Regions from separate parts of the Homo sapiens genome. Here region 1 is linked to region 2. Evidence: chromatin loops called from intact Hi-C (ENCODE). Cell type or tissue: right lobe of liver. All regions are shown on one strand. Each heading gives the region's core, and the rest is flanking DNA. Links, peaks and the distances in the headings are about the cores only. Region 1 overlaps N4BP1 (NEDD4 binding protein 1). Region 2 overlaps LONP2 (lon peptidase 2, peroxisomal).

Evidence for each region. Hi-C counts contacts between places; a loop is a spot of excess contacts. Peaks named below come from ENCODE experiments on the same cell type or tissue, not always from the same donor. Only the 100,000 strongest peaks of a DNase experiment are listed, where the experiment ranks them.
Region 1: a loop joins it to region 2, with 2.8 times the contacts of the local background. A loop is called at or near these places in 13 of 110 quality-filtered maps.

Annotation. Positions count from the first base shown.
Region 1 is chr16:48,531,133-48,540,426 of GRCh38, reverse strand. It overlaps N4BP1 (NEDD4 binding protein 1), which reads left to right. Exons shown (of 7, transcript NM_153029.4): 7 at 1-1,701. Among named protein-coding and RNA genes, the nearest start is that of N4BP1, 74 kb to the left of the region's middle. RefSeq lists enhancers at 1,354-1,853, 2,793-2,862, 3,623-3,692, 3,723-4,092. In right lobe of liver, for the core only: a CTCF peak has its summit at 1,170 (motif pointing left); a DNase peak (open chromatin) is centred at 2,438; H3K27ac peaks cover 1,860 bases.
Region 2 is chr16:48,253,989-48,263,511 of GRCh38, reverse strand. LONP2 (lon peptidase 2, peroxisomal) reads right to left here. Exons shown (of 15, transcript NM_031490.5): 3 at 6,771-6,902; 4 at 4,772-4,894; 5 at 1,925-2,088; 6 at 640-734. Among named protein-coding and RNA genes, the nearest start is that of ABCC11, 11 kb to the right of the region's middle. In right lobe of liver, for the core only: a CTCF peak has its summit at 5,687; no DNase peak of the experiment used is centred there.

The DNA of each region.
Region 1 (9,294 bases), core at 28-2,527, 280 kb before region 2:
CTCGGCTGTCTGGCCGGGACTTGGGCCTGGGTGGCTTTTGAGACCAGTGAAGAAGGGAGAGCCGGCCTCATGCCGATGCGGCTTGTGGCACGGCTGGGATGTGAGGGAGGACTCAGATCTACACACAGAAACCCCTCTTCTCCCCGCCCTCCCCCAGCTCCTACCTGCCTCCCACGCCTCAGGTGTGGCTGCCTGTGGGACCATCCCCCAACCCCTTTCCTCGCACCTCCTTGTCCTCACCCAGTTCCTGCAGTGTCTCTGACCCACGCCTCCCGCCTCCTGGCCGACTTGCCCAGGAGGTGTCTCTGGCTCACCTCCGTCTGTTCATCACCTTCCTCCCCAGTGTTTCCACTTATCTTGGATGTTTTAGATTGAAACAGCCTGATTCCCGGAAGAATCCTCTTCATTCATTGCTAGTGCTTCCCCTCACCTCCCACTCTCCACTTCCCAGTTTGCAAATGTGGCTTTCGCCCACCAAGTGAAAGCGGACTGAGAGCAGCCCTTGGGGACGGCCCGGTGCCTGGCTGCAAGGCCGCGCTGGGGCTCTGTCTTGGTGCACATGGCTTGACCGGACTTTCCCTGCTTCCCACCACTTCCCTCACTCCCAGACCTCCCTCATTCTTTTTGTCTCTTCTTTTTGCCTAAAGCCAGTCCTTAACACCCTATTCTTCCTCTGCAGGTGGCTTGCAGACTTTTCCCCACCTTTGGGGCTCGTGGTGGTGGAGAGGGCAGCTGGTGTTAAGAATGTAGGTTACCGGGCATGACCCGGCAGATGCTTGCCCAGTAGTTCTGGAGGAAGGCCCGGGAATCTGCAAATGAGCGCATTCCCCAGGCAGTTCCCATGCAGGTGATCCACGGACCACATGTTGAGAAACTGCAGTCACCCTTAGGGCCACACCGTCCCTCTCCTCGCTGTCCCCTCTCTGTAGTGACTGGCCCTGACCTTCAGGAGTGCACTTTCCACTCTACCAGGAAGCCCTATGACATCCTCAGGCTCCCCAGACCTGCAGCTTGCATGGGGCCCCTCCCTTCTTCCACACCCACCCTCCGTATGGTCCCCTGCTCTGCCCTCGTGCTTTGCTGGCCCCTGCCCGCTACTCCCACTCTCAGACACCCAGGGGTGGTGGGCCCTAACTGGCTGGCCCCTCCCAGCGCTGCCCTCTGCCGTCCAGATGCTGCAGTGTGGCCAGATTTACCTTCCAGTAACATACTTCTAGTCACCCCTCCTCCTGCGAAGTGATCTGCAGTGGCTGTTTGACCAGACCACAAAGTTCACATCTCCTGAGCTTAGTGTCCGTGGCTGTCCACCTCCCAGCCATACTTGACTGTCCCCAAACTCTCCCTGCAGCCACATGTTTCCCATGACCTGTGGGCTCTGCAGATGGACCTCTCTCCGCTAGAGATGCCCTTCTCCCAAATGGCTTCCCTCCTGGAAGGCCCAGCCTGAGTCCTCGTCTCCTTTCCAGTGCTTCTGCCAGAAGCATCCCCATGATGTTGTGACCGCACAGCACTTTGTGTCTCGCTTTGAGCACTTGCCACTCTGGCTGGTGCTGCTGCCACTGATTGTGTACTGTCTTGCTGCCCTTTCTAGACTGTGAGCTCCTCGTGGGCAGGGACCGCCTGTGTTCTCTGTATTTCCCACGGCGCCTAGCACAGTGCCTTGCACTTGATAGGTGCTTAATAAATGTCTGCTCAACTGAACTGGAGGACAGTGCCTTCTTGACTGCGGCATCTGGCAGCAGGACCAGTAAGAGGCCGGGAATCCACTGCCCTGCAGTGGGACAGTGGGGTGGGGCTGGGGTCACTCCACTCCCTTCTCCCTCCCCTGCCAGGCTCCAGCACATGGCATCCTGGGCACACAGGTCCGGGGAGGGGTACCTGGCGCAGGCTGCATACTAGATGCACTCAGGCTTCCTGGCCAGGGCCGACAGCCGGCCCAACCTATGCCAGTCCAAGTCACTCCTGGGGAGTTCCTCTGTGGTGGTGGGAATCGTGGGATGCCAGGCCCAGGTCTGTCAGAAGCCATTTTCCACCCTGGGGGAAGTCGACCTGTGGCAGGAAAGAAGCGGCGACGTGAGAGAGGTTCCTGGCAGCATGAGCCTTGGGTTCCTGTTGTCAGGAAAGCCCTTCCTCGGACGTCACCACACCCCAGTATTCTAACACACTTTTTGCTTAAGCTGGTCATTCCAGTTGGATTTACGTCCTTTGAAATCGAGTCTTGAGTAACACGTGTTACTGTCTTTAGCAAGGATTTGCAGATTGTTTAGAAAGGTCCAAAGACCTGCACAAACAGGGCTTCAGGAGTATCCACCCCAGTCAGAAAATGCTGGAAGGGGCCAACTATTTCGGAGTTGAGTAACTTGAAACTCAGGCCTGGTGCCCCTCAGCAGAGAACTCGGCCTGGCTCTCGAGCTGTTCCCTGCTGCCGTGGCTCTGTGCCCATCCCACTGCCTCTTCAGTCCCCTGACGGCAGTTCTTTTCCCCAGTTCCCTAGTTGGGCAAATGCCAGCACTGTTCATTTGGAGTTTGACTTTCTGTATACTTCAGAACTGTAACTAAGCATTATTTTATTATGCCTATTTTACAGATGAGGATTTCCTCACCTGTAAAATAGGCATAATAATGCTTTCTACTTCAAGGGTGACATGAGGAATAAACGTGGTGCTTAGAACTGTGCCCAACCCAGAGCCCCGCTCAGTGACTGCTACTGGGGCTCTGATCAGCAGCCCTGCGGACACCTACCTAACTATTCGCCACCCTTCCAGGTCATCCCACACCCCCACCAGCCAGGTCTTATCTCCAAGTGCTAAGCCGTCATCCTCCAGGTTCTGAACGCACTCCTTTATCCCTGTGGTCCAATGATGAGGGTGCTTAGGTTAGGGCCTACATTTCTTTCAGTGCCTCAGCAGGGCCATGGGAAGTCCAGCTGTTCTAGAGAGGGCATTGTTCCTTGAACAAGGCAGGCACTTGGGAGAGTCCCTCGGGTGCCGTCACCAGAGAGAGCACCCGGAGGAAGTGAGCACAGCCACTGCCTGCCTGCAGGGTGCTGAGAAAGCTGAGGCCGGCAACCAGTGTCGTGCCCTCACCACCCATGTGCCCGGCAAGCTTCTGTCTCCTTTAATCCTCACCTCACTCCTAAAGTGCTGCTGTTATTATCTCCATTTTGCAGAGGAGGAAACTGAGGTACAGAGATGCTCAGGAACTTCCATTTCTTCAAGCTAAGATGTCCAGGATTTAGGATTTGAATTCCAATGGGCCATCCCACCTCCCTGAAAGGCAAAGCTGCACCAGAGGTGACTCAGCAGCTGGTATGGCACCTAAGATACCTCCACCCTTCAAGGAAAAGAATTGAGGGCCCATGACAGACCTGGGTCAAGGCTGTCAGTCTTCAGGGCACAGGGAGGCTGCGGAAGGAAGCTGCCTCCCCACTTCCTGCTTGGTGGGCCCGTATCCAGCCCTGTTCCTGCGAGAGGATGCCAAGAGCATATTTTTTTAAAGAAGTTGACCAGTTCTGCAGAAGCTGTGTCAGGAGTGAGCCCATGTATGCATCAGAGCCACCTTGCACTTCATTTCGGGAAACACAGATGAGTTGATGTTGATTGGAAACTGTACGTGGCCTTTTTCCCGGCTCAGGTTCCAATCCCCTACACACCGAGGATGCCAGGGCTGGGGGCATTCACTGGGGAAATGGACTGGGCAGGCAGGGATTTGCCCAGAAACAGAGCAGAAGTACCCACAGCCAGTGCTGGAGCCAAAAGCCCAGAGGCTTAGGGCTTCTTAAACCAGCCCCCTTTCACCCCCTCCTGCCTGGTGGCTTCAGCTCCCAGAGTCACAGGACTCCAAACCGCAGACTCCAGCCTTTGGGGCTTTCCTTCCCCAGCCCCGAGTCCCCAGGGAGCCCTGCTTGGCCCCACAGCCTGAAACCCAGTCTGGGGTCAGGCCTGGGCAGGCCCTGTCCTCCCCTCCTCCCTGCTTCTAGCGAGAAGAGGAGGCGGCGGCCTCCCCCAAAAAGAATGCGCTTGTCTGCCCGCCTGTCTGGCTCCTGGATCAGTCTAAAGTTTCAGCCACCAAAACAGGCAGCAGGAAGAAGAGGGCCTCCCGCAGCCTGCCCCTAGCAGCTGCGCACGTGGGCTTGCTCAGGGGACTTCCCCCAAACCAGGGTGTCTCTCAATGCCAGCAGGACCCTCTCCCCTTGCCAGCCCCTCAGGATCCCTGGCATGTCACACCTCCACTCTGAGAAGGGCTGGGAACCCTTACTTCTTCCCACTGTGTGGCTAAGGGACATGAGGCCCAGCCGGTGAGGGGTGGGGCCCAAACCCCTCATCCCCTCCGGATGCTGCACCTTCCCAGCCCCTCCAGGGTTCCTCCATCCCTGGTCTTGAGCAGCCACTTCATGCAGGGGACAGTGCCAGGGAAGGGAGAGAACAACCAGAATGGCCCTTCTTCTGAAGGCCTCATGCCCAGCCAGCCCGTGGAGTGAGGGCATCACCTGCTCCTGCACTTATTCTCCGTGACCTTGAGAAAGTTACGCAGCCTCTCAAGGCCTCGGGCCCTCATCTGTCAAGGGCTAGTGCTGCTGCCCTCAGAGCTGGTGGTCTGTGACCCTGGCTGTGCACTGGGATCCCCAGGGGCAGCGCTGCCCAGGCCACACCCCAGACCCTAGAGATCAGAATCTGACATCCACGTTTTCTGGTAATCCCAAGTGACCCGGCGTGCCCTCATGGTTGAGAAACACCTCCCTACTAAAGAGTAGTTGCAATGGTTGCAACCAGGACTGAATCCTAAGAAACGGGCCTGGCTCCTGGGAGAGTCCTTCCCATCCTGAGTCCCACGGTGAGGAAGGCACCTTTGCACCCAGGCCGGTGAGTGTTCCCTAGAATACATGTGGCTCCAGCGAGGGTCCCTCAGGGCCTCATCTGACCTTTGGTGGTTTTCAAATCCCAGGCCCTACAGAGGCAGGACACAGAGTGGGGCACGGAGCAGGGGAGGCCAGGACCCCTCCGGCTCCCTCCTGGTTCCTGAGTACCAGTGGGGCTGGCATTGGCATCAGGTGTTTCTCCCGACCTGGCCCCACTGTGTGTCCTCACCTCCTGACAGAAGCTGGCTTAATTACATGTGGGGACAATTTCTGCACAAGAGGGAGGAGAGCAGCTGGTACCCATTGAGCTTGCAAGCTTCTTTCCACAAAGCAGCGCCTTCATCCTCCCCACTGTGCACTCCCTGCAAACCCTGGTCACCATCCCACAGGCACCAGGGACCTGAGAGCCCAGCAGGGCCAGCCACACCGCTGAGAAGGGAAGGAGGAGGCCACCCAGTGGAGAGCCCTCGTTTCACAGTTGCAGTGTGGACAGAGGCCCAGCTAGCTTGGGTTGCCCATGGCCATCAGCTGTTCGGTAAGGCAGGACTGAGTCCAGGTCTTATTCCCACATTTGTTCTTTCCACTGCCTCCCCTGAAGATGAGTTTCTTTTCCCTGTGAGCCTTTTCTAGTTGTCTGACACTCCCAGCTTTAATAAACCCCCACCTCCCCAGCCCAGGAACTCTGGCTTTGAGGACCACCCAGAGCATCTCACACCCGTAGAGGTGGGGACGGTGGAGCGGGACTGCCAGTCACCTGGTCCCTCCCTCCGAGAACTCTGGCTCTAAGAAGGCACGAGGCATAGCTGGAAGAGGCCCTCGTCCACCATTTGGCCTCTGCGGAGGTGGCGTCCATCCCAGACCTTCGAGCACTCCAGCTTATCAGAATTACTATCCCCAGCCCAAACCACCCCTTTGGGGCTTGGAATCCCGGTATCACAGGGACCACAAGGAAGATGGCCATTCATTCATGCCTTGATGTCTACCATCCTCTGTTTATAGCTTCTGCATTCTAAATGTCTGCTGGGATGGGCCACTGTGGAGGCTGACAGCCTCACAGGGCAGGGAAGTCAGAGCCTGGAAGTATAGATGGGGTGGAAGGGAGCTAACTGGGCTGGGGAGGGGTGCTGCGGATGGGAGAGCGCTCGCACAGGGAAACAGAAAATGGAAAAGAAGATTCCGTGGGGGAGCTTTAGAGGAACTTGTAAGTATCTTGGAGCTGGAGAAGTCAGGGAAGAGGGTCTGGCTATATCCTAAGAGATGTATTCTGCCTCCTCTCCCCAGCGTGGAAGGCCAGCTGGGTGCACACTCTCCTCTGGAAAACCCTACCCAAGCCTGCGTTTCTGCACCTTGGAGACAACTCTGGCTCCAGCCTTCACTGACTCTTGTAACAAGAGGGCAACCAGTTAACCTAGCTCTATTCCTGGGGCGTATTAAGGGGATGGCGGGGTCGAGATGGGGGCCTTCGATGTATGGAGGACTCACTGTTCAGCTGCTTCCAATGTCTGTTCTGGAGGGCTCAGCCTGTCAGTAGCACGAGATGGCCCAAAGGTCCTGGTACCAGATGATGGGGCTCAGTCTTCCCAAGACCACTGAGATGAGCCAGCTCCTCTGCAGAACCCACAGTCTGTCTGCACCTCTGGCCTCCATGTGCACCCTCCTTGAAGGGCCAGGACCCAGGGGAAAGTTAGCCCTGCTGCCCAAGACTGCACAGTTCACAGCCTTCTCTGGCAGCAGGAAAATGCATCTGGTTCCTCTTTGGGGAAAAAAAATCAAGTTGGTTTTTCTTTTTGTTTTTTGTTTTGTTTTGTTTTTTTTAATGGAGCACAGTCATTCCTAATCATGACTTAACGTATGTAACTTCTACTCAAGAGGATCCCTTAACTGCCTGGAGTCTCAGTGACCCCTGCCTGTACACTTGGTCACCCTGGTTTGCAAGCGAATACCATTGTCCATTTACATCCAGCAAGCCCTACATAACCAGGGTTGGGGTAGTTCTTTTTCCTTTAGTCAACTTTTTTATTTTTATTTTTATTTATTTATTTATTTTTTGAGGCGAAGTTCTGCTGTGTCATCCAGGCTGGAGTGCAGTGGCACAATCTCAGCTCACTGCAACCTCTGCCTCCCGGGTTCAAGCAATTCTCCTGCGTCAGCCTCTCAAGTAGCTGGGATTACAGGTGCCTGCCACCACGCCCGGCTAATTTTTGTACTTTTTAGTAGAGACAGGGTTTCACCATGTTGGCCAGTCTGGTCTTGAACTCCTGACCTCAGGTGACCCGCCCACCTGTGAGCCATCGCACCAAGCCACAACCTCAATCAACTTTGTATGAATTTTTAAAAGGCTTCACTCTGGAATACTGTGCAGCCACAGAAAAGAATGAGATCATGTATTTTGTAGAAACATAGATGTAGCTGGAGGCCATTATCCTTAGCAAACTAACATGGGAATAGAATACCAAATACCTCATGTTCTCATTTATAGGTGGGAGTTATTAATAAATGAGAAAACTCATGGACACAAAGAGGGGAACAACAGACACTGGAGTCTATTGGAGGGTGGAGGATGGGAGGAAGGAGAAGATTAGGAAAAATAATGCACGACAAACCCCCATGACACAAGTTCCCTTATATAACAAACCTGTACAGGTACCCCTGAACTTAAAAGTTAAATTTGGAAAAAAAAAAAAAAAAAAGGTTGGCCAGGCATGGTGGCTTATGCCTGTAATCCCAGCACTTTGGGAGGCCAAGGCAGGCGGATCACCTGAGGTCAGGAGTTCAAGACCAGACTGACCAATATGGTGAAACCCCATCTCTACTAAAAATACAAAAAAAATTAGCTGGGCATGGTGGCATGTGCCTGTAATCCCAGTTACTCAGGAGGCTGAGGCAGGAGAATTACCTGAACCTGGGAGGCGGAGGTTGAAGTGAGCCGAGATCGTGCCATTGCACTCCAGCCTGAGCAACAGAGCGAGACTCCATCTCAAAGGAAAATAAACGGCTTCACTCATCTTCCTCCTGTACAGGACAGAACAGGACCCTTTTCATTGTATTTTGTTATTTTTAGTTATTTATGTATCTTTAGAGATGGCATCGAGCTACCTACACTGGTCTCTAACTCTGGCCTCAAGCGATCCTCCTGCTTCAACCTCCTAAAGCACTGGGATTACAGGCATGAGCAACTGGGCCAGCCAAGGACCCTTTTTAAAGAGCAGGGAGAGAAAGAGAGACAGAGACGGGGGTGGGGGGTGAGAGGCGTGGAGTGGAGAGAGAGTGTGGAAAGGCAGGGCCAGGGCTCCTGTGCATTGGAACACCTGATTTCCATGGCCGAGGAGAAATCATTGCCCACAGCCTTTGTCATGTTCAGAATTGCCAAGCCCGAGAGCTGGGGGGACCCTGCCTCCCCTAAGGCTTTGACCTCCTGCCAAGGGGAACCTCCAGAGAGCAAATCTATAGAAAACCAACTGGGCACAGCTTTCCAAGAAAAATAGAGCTTTTTTCTTTTCTTTAAAAATTGTATGAAATTGTCAGAATCATATGCCCAGGTGGTGGAGAGAAGTAGCAAAAAGAAGGCAGTTTCATGTTTGAAGTTGGAGTGCTGGAGGAATCGCGGCCAGCTGGCCTGTGCTCGGGATGTCTCTGCAGCCCTCTGCTCCGCTCCCTCTATGGGAGTGTGCTCCTCGCCTGCCCGTCCTGCACTTGGTAATTGCAACCATCTGTTCAGAGTGGAAACTCACACTTCCAGGCCCAGGCACCGCTGCTCTCTGGAGGGTCGTTATAGGGCAGTGAGGGCGGATGTCCCTCCCCGTGTCACCCACAGCCATCTCCTCTCAGTCAAGCACAGCCCAGTTCTGGTTCCAGCTCTGCTGTGGACTCCCTTGGGCTTGCCCCTTCCCTTCTCTGGGTGTCAGGGTCCAAGTGCGCGAACATACGTGAGAGTCCCCACCCGGCTGCTGGATGGGGCGGCTGTGAACCCATGGAGGACTAGGAGAGCACTGTGAGATTTGGGAGAGGCGGTGCTTCAGCATCAGCTCCAGGCCCCCTCTTCCAGGAAGTCTCCCGTGGAGCCCCACCTGAGTACATCAGCCTCTGGCAGCTTGTACTGTCCCTCCGTGCAGCTGTCATTTTTTGGGCAGCTTCTGTGTTCAGTCAGGCACAGGAAGCACATGGCTGTGAGCAACTCGGCATGGCTTCTGCCCTTGTGCAGCTGTGGCTTCAATCACTCAGCTGGCTGGCATCTCCCATTACTCCCACTAGGTTGGGGTACAGGGCAGTGAGCAGGGTCTGCACCTTGAACTTCTACATGTTTCCATCAAGAAACTTTTACTTGCAAGAACAAACACCCTCCCAACCTGGCTGACGCCAGAAGCAAATGTATCAGGAACACCGACAACATCTGCAGAAGCCAGGCCTGGCACCACTGCCGTCACTGCTATCCAGAC
Region 2 (9,523 bases), core at 4,136-6,635:
GATGGACCTCTAGGTTAGAGGGCATCATGCTAAGTGAAATAAGCCAGACACAGAAAGACAAGTACTGTATGATTTCACCTATTTAATGCATGTGGAATCTAAAATAGTGAAACTCATAGAAATGGAGAGTAGACTAGTAGTTGCCACAGGATGAGAGGAGAAGGAAATGGGAGGTGATGGTTAAAGGGAACAAAGTTTCACTTATGCAAGATAAATAAGTTCTAGAGATCTACTATAAAGAAAAGTGCCTATCGCTAACAATATTGTTAATTTAACATTAGACCTTATGTTCAATGTTCTTACCACCAGCACCAAAAGAAAAAAGCCAATAATAATGATGATAATAATAATCACAAAAGAGGTAGGAGGAAACTTTGGAGGTGACGGATATGTTTATGGCTATGAAGATTGTGATGGTTTCATGGGTGTATACTTATTCTGAAACTCACTGAGATGTATTCATTAATTATATACAGCTTTTTGTACGACAATCACACTTCAATAAAATGGTTTCAAAAAAATTGAAAACAAAAATAATTTAACAGTACGACAATCAGTGGAGTAAATTTGAAATGAAAAATTGCATGAGCTTTCTGAGTGACAATTAGACTGCAAAACAGGTGTTATTTTTTGGCTTACCAGTTGTACTTTTGTTCCAAGGAAGTTCTACCATAAGTTCCAAATAATTTCTAGTCAGAGCATATTCTGGCATTGACTGAGGCATTTTTTTGAGTCTGTGGAGAAAGAATACACAGCAAACATGTTCAAGAACACAGAAAAATTCCATAACAGAAAAATCAAACACAGCTCTCTTTCTTGGTTAGATATATCATGCATGTTTAAACAAATCTGAAAAAGTTTTAAAGTATCCAGATAATAAAACGTTTATTTTGTTTTGTAATGTAATGATCACCACTCCTATCTCTCTCCCCAGCCTACTTAACTGCCCCTTCTGGAGTCCCACCAGGGAGGGGTTCTTCCCTTCTGCTCTGCTTTCTCTACAAAGTATTCTCATATTTTCTAAGTACTTAAGGTACTTACAAAACAAAATAAGGCAGATACCTGCAAACTGCAGGAGAAAACATTATATCTAATTCTAACCTGGAAATATGGCCTTACTAGTGTGTGTCCCTTTTAAGCTCACAGGGATAGTCAAGTGACATATATCCATTGGTTTACTTATCACAATAAGATGTAAGTGCCTAACTATGCATAATACAATACATTTTTTTTTGTATCAGAGATGAGTGAGGTCTGCTCATAAAAGCAAGCTAATATCATATATTTAATAACAAATGCTACTTCCATAATATATGCAATGCTTAGCAAAGTGTTCTGCACATAATAAATGTTCTACATATATTAACTAATGTCAGAGGCAATATAAAATACCCATCAACTACAATTACTAATGTTCTTAACTGTAAGCCTCAGAAAGTCAAATATTAAGTCACTAAGCATTCAAGCAGGCTCACTACAATTCACTAATAAAAGAAAATGTAATAAGAGTTATAAAGTTAAAAGTATGCAAAGGAAAAATGGCTTTCAGTTTAACACTGGGGATATCCAGAAAATGTAATCAACCCATATATCCTATTCTGTTATCAAGGTTTCCCTGTACTTTGTCTTGTACAAAGAGAAATGGACAGTCCTTGCCCTTGAGAGTTTATAATCTAGAGAAGAAAAGTCACATGTGAAGAATATGATGCTAACTGAACAAACATTACGTATAAACAAAGAAGCATGGTCTGTTCTTTCAGACAACAAAAAGGCAGCTGCAAGAGTTATATTGCCTGACAGCACACTGCAGGTGGAAGATTTGTATTATGTATCCTCAGTATTGGAGAAAAGAGTAGTGAAAGTGGTGTTAATCAGGAGTACCAAGAATGAAAACAATAATGAACAAATGCCTTTTATAATTTACCTCTTTATCTCTTTGACACAGACTTTATGGGCCTGCTCTGGCATACTAGATGTTCGTATTTTTTTCTCTAGCATGACAATGTCATCATTATCTTCATCTTCATCTTCATCTTCTAAAGTACCTGAGATATGTGTAATTCTCCTAATAGGGCGTATTGCTATAACCTAACATAGAAAGCAGAAAAGTAAAACCGTATGTCAAAATAAATTGGAAACGAAGTACCCAGGTACACATAAGATTATGACTGGTGCTGAATAAATATTTTTATGACTACAGTCTCTATCTTTAGGAAGTGAAGTTCAGAATGATAATCAAAAGGCAGTTGTATACAGAGAGGCAGCAGAATTGCAGAAGTAGACCAACGTAAGGTAGACATGATTCTTTGGTATATGCTTACAATAATACTTGCATGAGAAAACAAATTTCAAGGAACTGGATACTAGAAATAATTAAACCATCTAGGAATTACCTTTCTTTGAGCTACTATTGCAGCCACTATTTTCTTGAAATACATTACTTCTTACCATTTGGTGACTGAAAAAAATTCCATTTTATCTCCTACATTACAAAATTTCTTCCTAGCATCTTCAACCTTTCCACCACTGGCTCTATTTTGTCTTCAAAGCTTTCCTGCTTTCAAAATATTTTTTTCTTACCTCTAGTTTCTTCTAGTTAACTATCGCACTATTTACTTCCTTTCTTGTGAAGTTCTGCTTCTCCAGCAAGTGGCTATAACCACCAGATCCCCTACCTCATCAATTACTTCAGTGAGCCTTCGGCATCTGTTCCCATCCTGCCAAAATTGTTCTTTCAAATCTAAAAAACATATTCTGTGCAAAGTCAAATGGCCTTTGTATTCTCTATGATCTCTCTATCATATGTTAAAACTACCTTATATGCTCCTTGAAATTCATGAATAAACAACCACTACTGGAGCAAAATTATATACTAGCATTTAATTTAAAAGCCCCCAGAACATTTTATTTTTTGAGACAAGGTCAAGCTTTGTAATCCAGGCTGAAGTGCAATGGCATGAACACTGCTTACTGCAGCCTCAACCTCCCTGGCTCAAGTAATCCTTCCACCTCAGCTTCCTAAATAGCTGGGACTACAGACACACACCAGCATGCTGGCTAATTTTTTAAATTTTTTTTGTAAAGATGAGGTCTCACTATGTTGCCCAGCCTGGTCTTGAACTCCTGGCCTCAAGCAATTCTCCTTCCTTGGCCTCCCAAAGTGCTGGGATTACAGGCATGAGCCACTGCATTCAGCCCAGAACTTATTTTTTAACCTGGAAAATTTATCTATTTAATACATTCAAATATAAAAATGTTTAAAACATAAAGCAGTAAATAAAAATTTAATTTTATAAAAACACAAGTACTAAATATATGCTTTTATTCTTACATAAGTCATCAGCAGATAAAATATTATAAATAAAAAACTGAACATATTATATATTTTTTAAAAGTGAGATTTTTATAAGCATATCAGTGATTTCATTGTTAAGACAAAAGCACTTTTTAATGCATTTTTCCTTCCTGACTGCTAAAACAGTGCTTTTCAACTCTTAGGGGAACAAAAAGGAGAGAGTTTTAGGTTAACTCCAAATATTATCCTAATTCCTACTTTTTAAATAACTGTCTCTTGCTTATTTTCTGGAGCACTTTTGAAAAACTTTCATTTTAAGTGATGGCAAACTTTACTGAGAGTAAGTTGCAGTTTTCTGCAACTCCCAGTGGATTTGTCTCTCTATACAAAATGAGTAATTGAGTCCCTGACCTGATCTCAAGCCAGAAATAATCCAGCTTTCTGCATGTTTTAAACAGCATGGTGTCCTGGAGTACTAATCGCCAGCATGATCATCACTGTTCCTATCTCTCTCCTCAGCCTACTTGACTGCCCCTTCTCTAGTCCCACCGGGGAGGAGTTCTTCCCTTCTGCTCCGCTTTCTCTACAATGTATTCTCTTTGATGACAAGACTTCTGCGCTGATGAACGTCAAATTGCTAACATAATTCTCAACGCCTCAACTTAAGTCAGAGCGCTGCATCTCAACACCTTCAGAGAAATGCCATTTTCACATCCTGTCCACATCAAATATATCTTCCTAATATAAACTCTGTCCAGACATAAAAATAGTAAAATCAGCAGATCAAGGTAGACTTCAAACAGATCCCATCATACATATAAATGTAATAGATGATAATGGGGATGGGAAGGATTATTTAATTAGTGGTGTTGAGTCAAACAAAAAGCTATTTGAGGGAAAAATACAACTGCTGTCTTCAAAATAATATATGGGTTAAAGAATTAAATACTTTTTAAAAAATCAACTAAAATTAAACTGAAAGGAAAGTGAATATTTATCAAGCCACTGAAGGTTAGAGGACTTAAGCTTAGAAAACAAAAAAAGATCAAGAGTTTGACTAAATAAAAATGGAAACTTATTATAAGTTGAAAACAGCCAAATTTTGACACAACATATAGTCCTTTTAAGAAAGAGTTTTGTATTAGTTTCTTAGTATTACATGCAGTAAAAAAATGTTATACTCAAAGACACCCATCATAGTTATTTGTTAGTGTTTACAATACACAAAACATTGGAAACAACACAAAAGGGGAAATGGCTCAGTAAATTATCCTTTTGGATGATAACCAAAACAAAGTGAGAAAAATGCTTACATGCTTTAAAAAAAAATCCAGGCAAAGAAAAGGATGAGAGGGAAACACCTAAATTTTATCAGTAGTGCGAGTGGTAGGAGACAATAAACTTTTCTTCTTTGTTCCTCTCTTTATTCTCCTTATTTTTTTTTCAAAACTGAAATGGGTTAAAATAAATATTTACCCTCTTATCATCATCTTGCTTGGGTTTTCTGGTTTTTTGAAGCAATTTCAGGCCTTCAATTTGTCTGACAAGCAGTGGTATAGTCATCTTGAACCGCTCCTCTAGGCTCACAGCATCTAAAATCTAAGGAAATGTGAGTCAATCAATAGGATCTCTCTCAGAAACACACAATCCAAAAACAGACAGTCAGAGCCATGGTTTAAATTGCCAAGTTAAAAAAAAATTATTAACAGTATTCAAAGCTACACTATGGCTAAGACAACCAAATGAACTATATTAATCAGCAAGGTTGTTTGAGATGAATATCAGAATCCTTAAAAAAGAAAGAAAAAACAGGATCTTGGTTTTTCACTTTAAAATGAAGCTGTGTGGTTTTTTTTTTTCTTTTTTTTTTTGAGACGGAATCTTGCTCTGTCCCCAGGTTGGAGTGCAGTGGCGAGATCTTGGCTCAGTGCAAGCTCCCCCTCCTGGGTTCACGTCATTCTCCTGCCTCAGCCTCCAGAGTAACTGGGACTACAGGCACCCGACACCATGCCCGGCTAATTTTTTGTATTTTTAGTAGAGACAGGGTTTCACTCTGTTAGCCAGGATGGTCTCGATCTCCTGACCTCGTGATCTTCCCACCTCGGCCTCCCAAAGTGTTGGGATTACAGGCGTGGGCCACTGCGCCCGGCCGAAGCTGTGTGTTTTTAAGATGAAAAAACCAGACACACAGTTGACGTCAACTCTTTCTGGGAATTACTCTCTTGAAGCCCAGAATGTGTTTTCATATTAGATCTAAACAAATTATAGGTTCAAAATATTAAATGTTTACATACACAAGAGAACAGAAGCACTCAACCAACTCTCACTAGTGATTTGTCGGAGCACAGGCCGCTCTCTGTTCCCGCAGTAAAACACACTGCTGCCGCCCACAGCCAGGGGGCTCTCTGGCAGTCCTGTAACTCTTCTACTCCCACTGGATTAATTGAATTCCTGTGTATAACCAACCTGTTTGTGTTAGTTGTATTTGCTATTATAACAGTTGGATTTAAGTATTAAATAAACTGATAACATATGAAAGAGCTGTTTCACTGAAAACAAACAAATATTCTAGGATGATTCATTAAAAATACTGCTTTAAAAATATCTTAAAAATAAGTGTGCAAGAAAACTTAAAGTATTACAGTTTGGGGATTAAGTCATGTAAATGTAGGATTCTATACTTGGATTACTTTTCAAGTGTCTTTAAAATTCATTTCACTTTAAATAAATATAAATTTAAAATTATAAGTAATGCATCATAGGTGTGATTTATATAAGAAACATGATGAAGATTCTAAGAAAGCAGGTCCACACATAAGGGAAGGGCCATGGCTCCACGTTTAAAAATAGTGAATCAAAGAATGTCTACATATTTAAGTTAAATTAAATATTTATTTATTTATTTATTTAGAGGCAGAGTCTCTGTTGCCCAGGCTGGAGTGCAGTGGTGCAATCTTGGCTCACTGCAGCCTCTGCCTCCCAGGTTCAAGCGATTCTCCTGCCTCAGCCTCTCGAGTAGCTGGGATTATAGGCGCGCACCACCACGCCCAGCTAATTTTGTATTTTTAGTAGAGATGGGGTTTTACCATGTTGGCCAGGCTGGTCTCGAACTCCTGATCTCAAGCGATCCACCCATCTCAGCCTCCCAAAGTGCTGGGACTACAGGCGTGAGCACCCAGTCAAATATTTACCTTTTTATGATTCTTTGCTTTAACTTTTTCTGTAAATTGACTACCATTACTGATTATGCAAATAAAAGAGCTGCTTGTGTCAACAAAAATATAAAATAAAAGAGCTGCTTGTGTCAACAAAAATATAAAACAATCACATTTGAAAGTCAGTTTAAATGTAAAAGCATTTCAATTACTTTGGGTCTCCAATATCTTTTTCTTGAAGGTCAAAACTTAACTACTCACTATCTAGATCTCAATAAAAAGTGACAAAGCAACCTGGCGTTCAAAAGGGAACACTGTACCTGGAGTTTCTCTTTGTTGCTTGTTCGGATAATTGATGTCAAGATGTCTGGTAAAGCTTCCCTTGGAAGACTATCTAAAAGACGTCTCAATTTAGCAACTGCAGGGACAGACATATCCAACATTTCAACCAACTAGAAGGGGGAAAAAAAGTCTTTTAAATGAAATCTGGCATTATTTGTGAATTTTTAAAAATCAGATTTCCATCTAGGTTTAATGTTTGGGCCTCAGTCTTTGTTTTTGAAAGATCACTGATTAATATAGTCCACGTATTTTACAGGCCTCAGAGGAAAAGAAAAGTACTTTCAAAACATCAATCAGAATGAAAAGCAATAATGGCTTAAAAGTAGTTAACACTAATGTTTACAAGGGTTTTGTAAACCTGTGCCATGATTATTTTTAACTTTCTATTGAAAAAAATTCAAATGTACAAAAAAGTTGCAAGAATCATACAATAACTCCTGTACATCCTTCTTCCAGATTCACCAATTGAATTCACCAACTGAAAAGTGGCATTTTGCCATGTTTGCTTTCTCTCTCTCCACACTCACACATAATTAATGAACATTTGAGGATAAGCTGCAGAATCGAGATCCTTATTCTTTAAATCTCTAATCCTGTGACAGATTAAGGACCCTTGTTCTTAAGAACAAGAATATTCTCTTACATAATCACAATATAAACCCTATTAGATGCATATTATTAGAAATATGTGTATTATTAGAAATTTAGCATAGTTGATGCTATTATCACGGCCAATCAGAGGATGAAATATTAATATTTAGTATAACATTTTGTATTAGTCTGTTCTCACACTGCTAATAAAGACATACCAGAGACTGGGTAATTTATAAAAGACAGAGGTTTAATGGACTCACAGTTCCACATGGCTGGGGAGGCCTCACAATCATGGAGGAAGGCAAAGGAGAAGCAAAGGCCTGTCTTACATGGTAGCAGGCAAGACAGCGTGTGCAGGGGAACTATCATTTATATAACCATCTGATCTTGTGAGACTTATTCACCACCAAGAGAACAGTATGGGGGAACCGCCCCCATAATTCAATTATCTACACCTGGCACCGCCCCCTGACACATGGGAATTATTACAACTCAAGGTGATATTTGGGTGGGGACACAGCCAAACCATATCAATTTGGACTAACTAGAATCTGAGCACTGTGAATGACTTTTAGAAAAACAACTGTCAGCGTATATCTGGGAGTTAAGATAGATTATGCCCAAGGCACACTTTCAGTAACTGTGATAGTCATTAGGGCTACTGACAAACTCCCCTTTTCTTCTGGGCACTGCTCTTTCTAACTTCCTTCGAATATACTAATAGGTGTGTCTATGAGTCTTAAATTGATCCATGAAACGTAGTGGAAGTGACAGCTCCTTCTGGGCAGAAGCATTACAAGCCAATGAGAGATGCGCCCCATTTCCTTTTCCTGCCTTAGAGATAAGGGAAGCATGTCTTTAGATGAATCTCCAATCCACCTGGGTCCGAGTGACTTTAATAGGCAGACACAACCCCCACTAGTCTCAGGCATGAAGCATGAGCCAGAAAGACACTCACATTATGCGACTGAGATTTCAGAGAAGTTAACATAGCAAAACTTAGTTCACACTAATTCATAATGATGTACTAAACCTTCATTTAGTCAGTTCAAATCAGATTTCATGTGCTAGTAATATTCAAACCTCTCCAACAACATCGTAATTTTGGAACTTATCCATTACCTGCCTAGAATGAAGGGAATTAAAGTATAATTACGATGAAGCTGTTCAGGTGGAAGAAGTAGATAATAAAATTTGAATACCCTTGCTACTAGGAATTCACCCCACGAAAATAAAACAGTTAAAACTCATTTTCCAAACATTTACTGAGTACAAACTATTTGCCAGACCCAAAACACTGCTCAGTACAGGATGGCTAAAGGAGAAAAGTGAATTCAAGTTTGGTAGAGAAAAAATACCTATAAGATACATTTCAATACAATGTGATAAGCATTATGTTAAATGACATGTATGACAGACTGTGAAGGCACACAGAGATGAGCGCTAACAGCCTACAGCTGTTGGGAAAGCATAGATTCAATTTTAAAATTCAGAGATGGAGGCCGGGCGTGGTGGCGGTTGGATCATGAGGTCAGGAGTTCGAGACCAGCCTGGCCAACATGGTGAAACCTCATCTCTACTAAAGACACAAAAAGTTAGCCGGGCGTGGTGGCGCATGCCTGTAATGCCAGCTACTTGGGAGGCTGAAGCAGGAGAATCGCTTGAACCCGGGAGGCGGAGGCTGCAGTGAGCCGAAATTGCACCACTGCACTCCAGCCTGGGCAACAGGGCAAGACTCCATTTCAAAAAAAAAAAAAAAAATCAGAGATGGAAGAGCACTCCCAGCAGAGAACTGAAGGCAGAATCATAGAGACATAAAATAACTCAATGTGAAGCTGTTTTACATTCAGTAGAGCTAGAACTAGGGTGTCAGTGAGGTGATAACTAGAGTTGACGCAAGACAGATAGGCCCAAGACAAGTTGCAAACGGTCTTAATGTTATACTAAGAAATTTGGTGTCCATCCTATAGCCATTAAAGTCTTTTACTCAAGGGAATGGGATGCCCCAGACTTCTTTTAGAAAGGCTCAGTGAAGAGAAAAGGTTCAAGACAGAAGAACTAGGAGACAGGATGCTATTGAAGAAGTTCATTGAAGAGATGCAGAAGTAGAAGTAGATGCAGAAGGGGATGAAAGAGA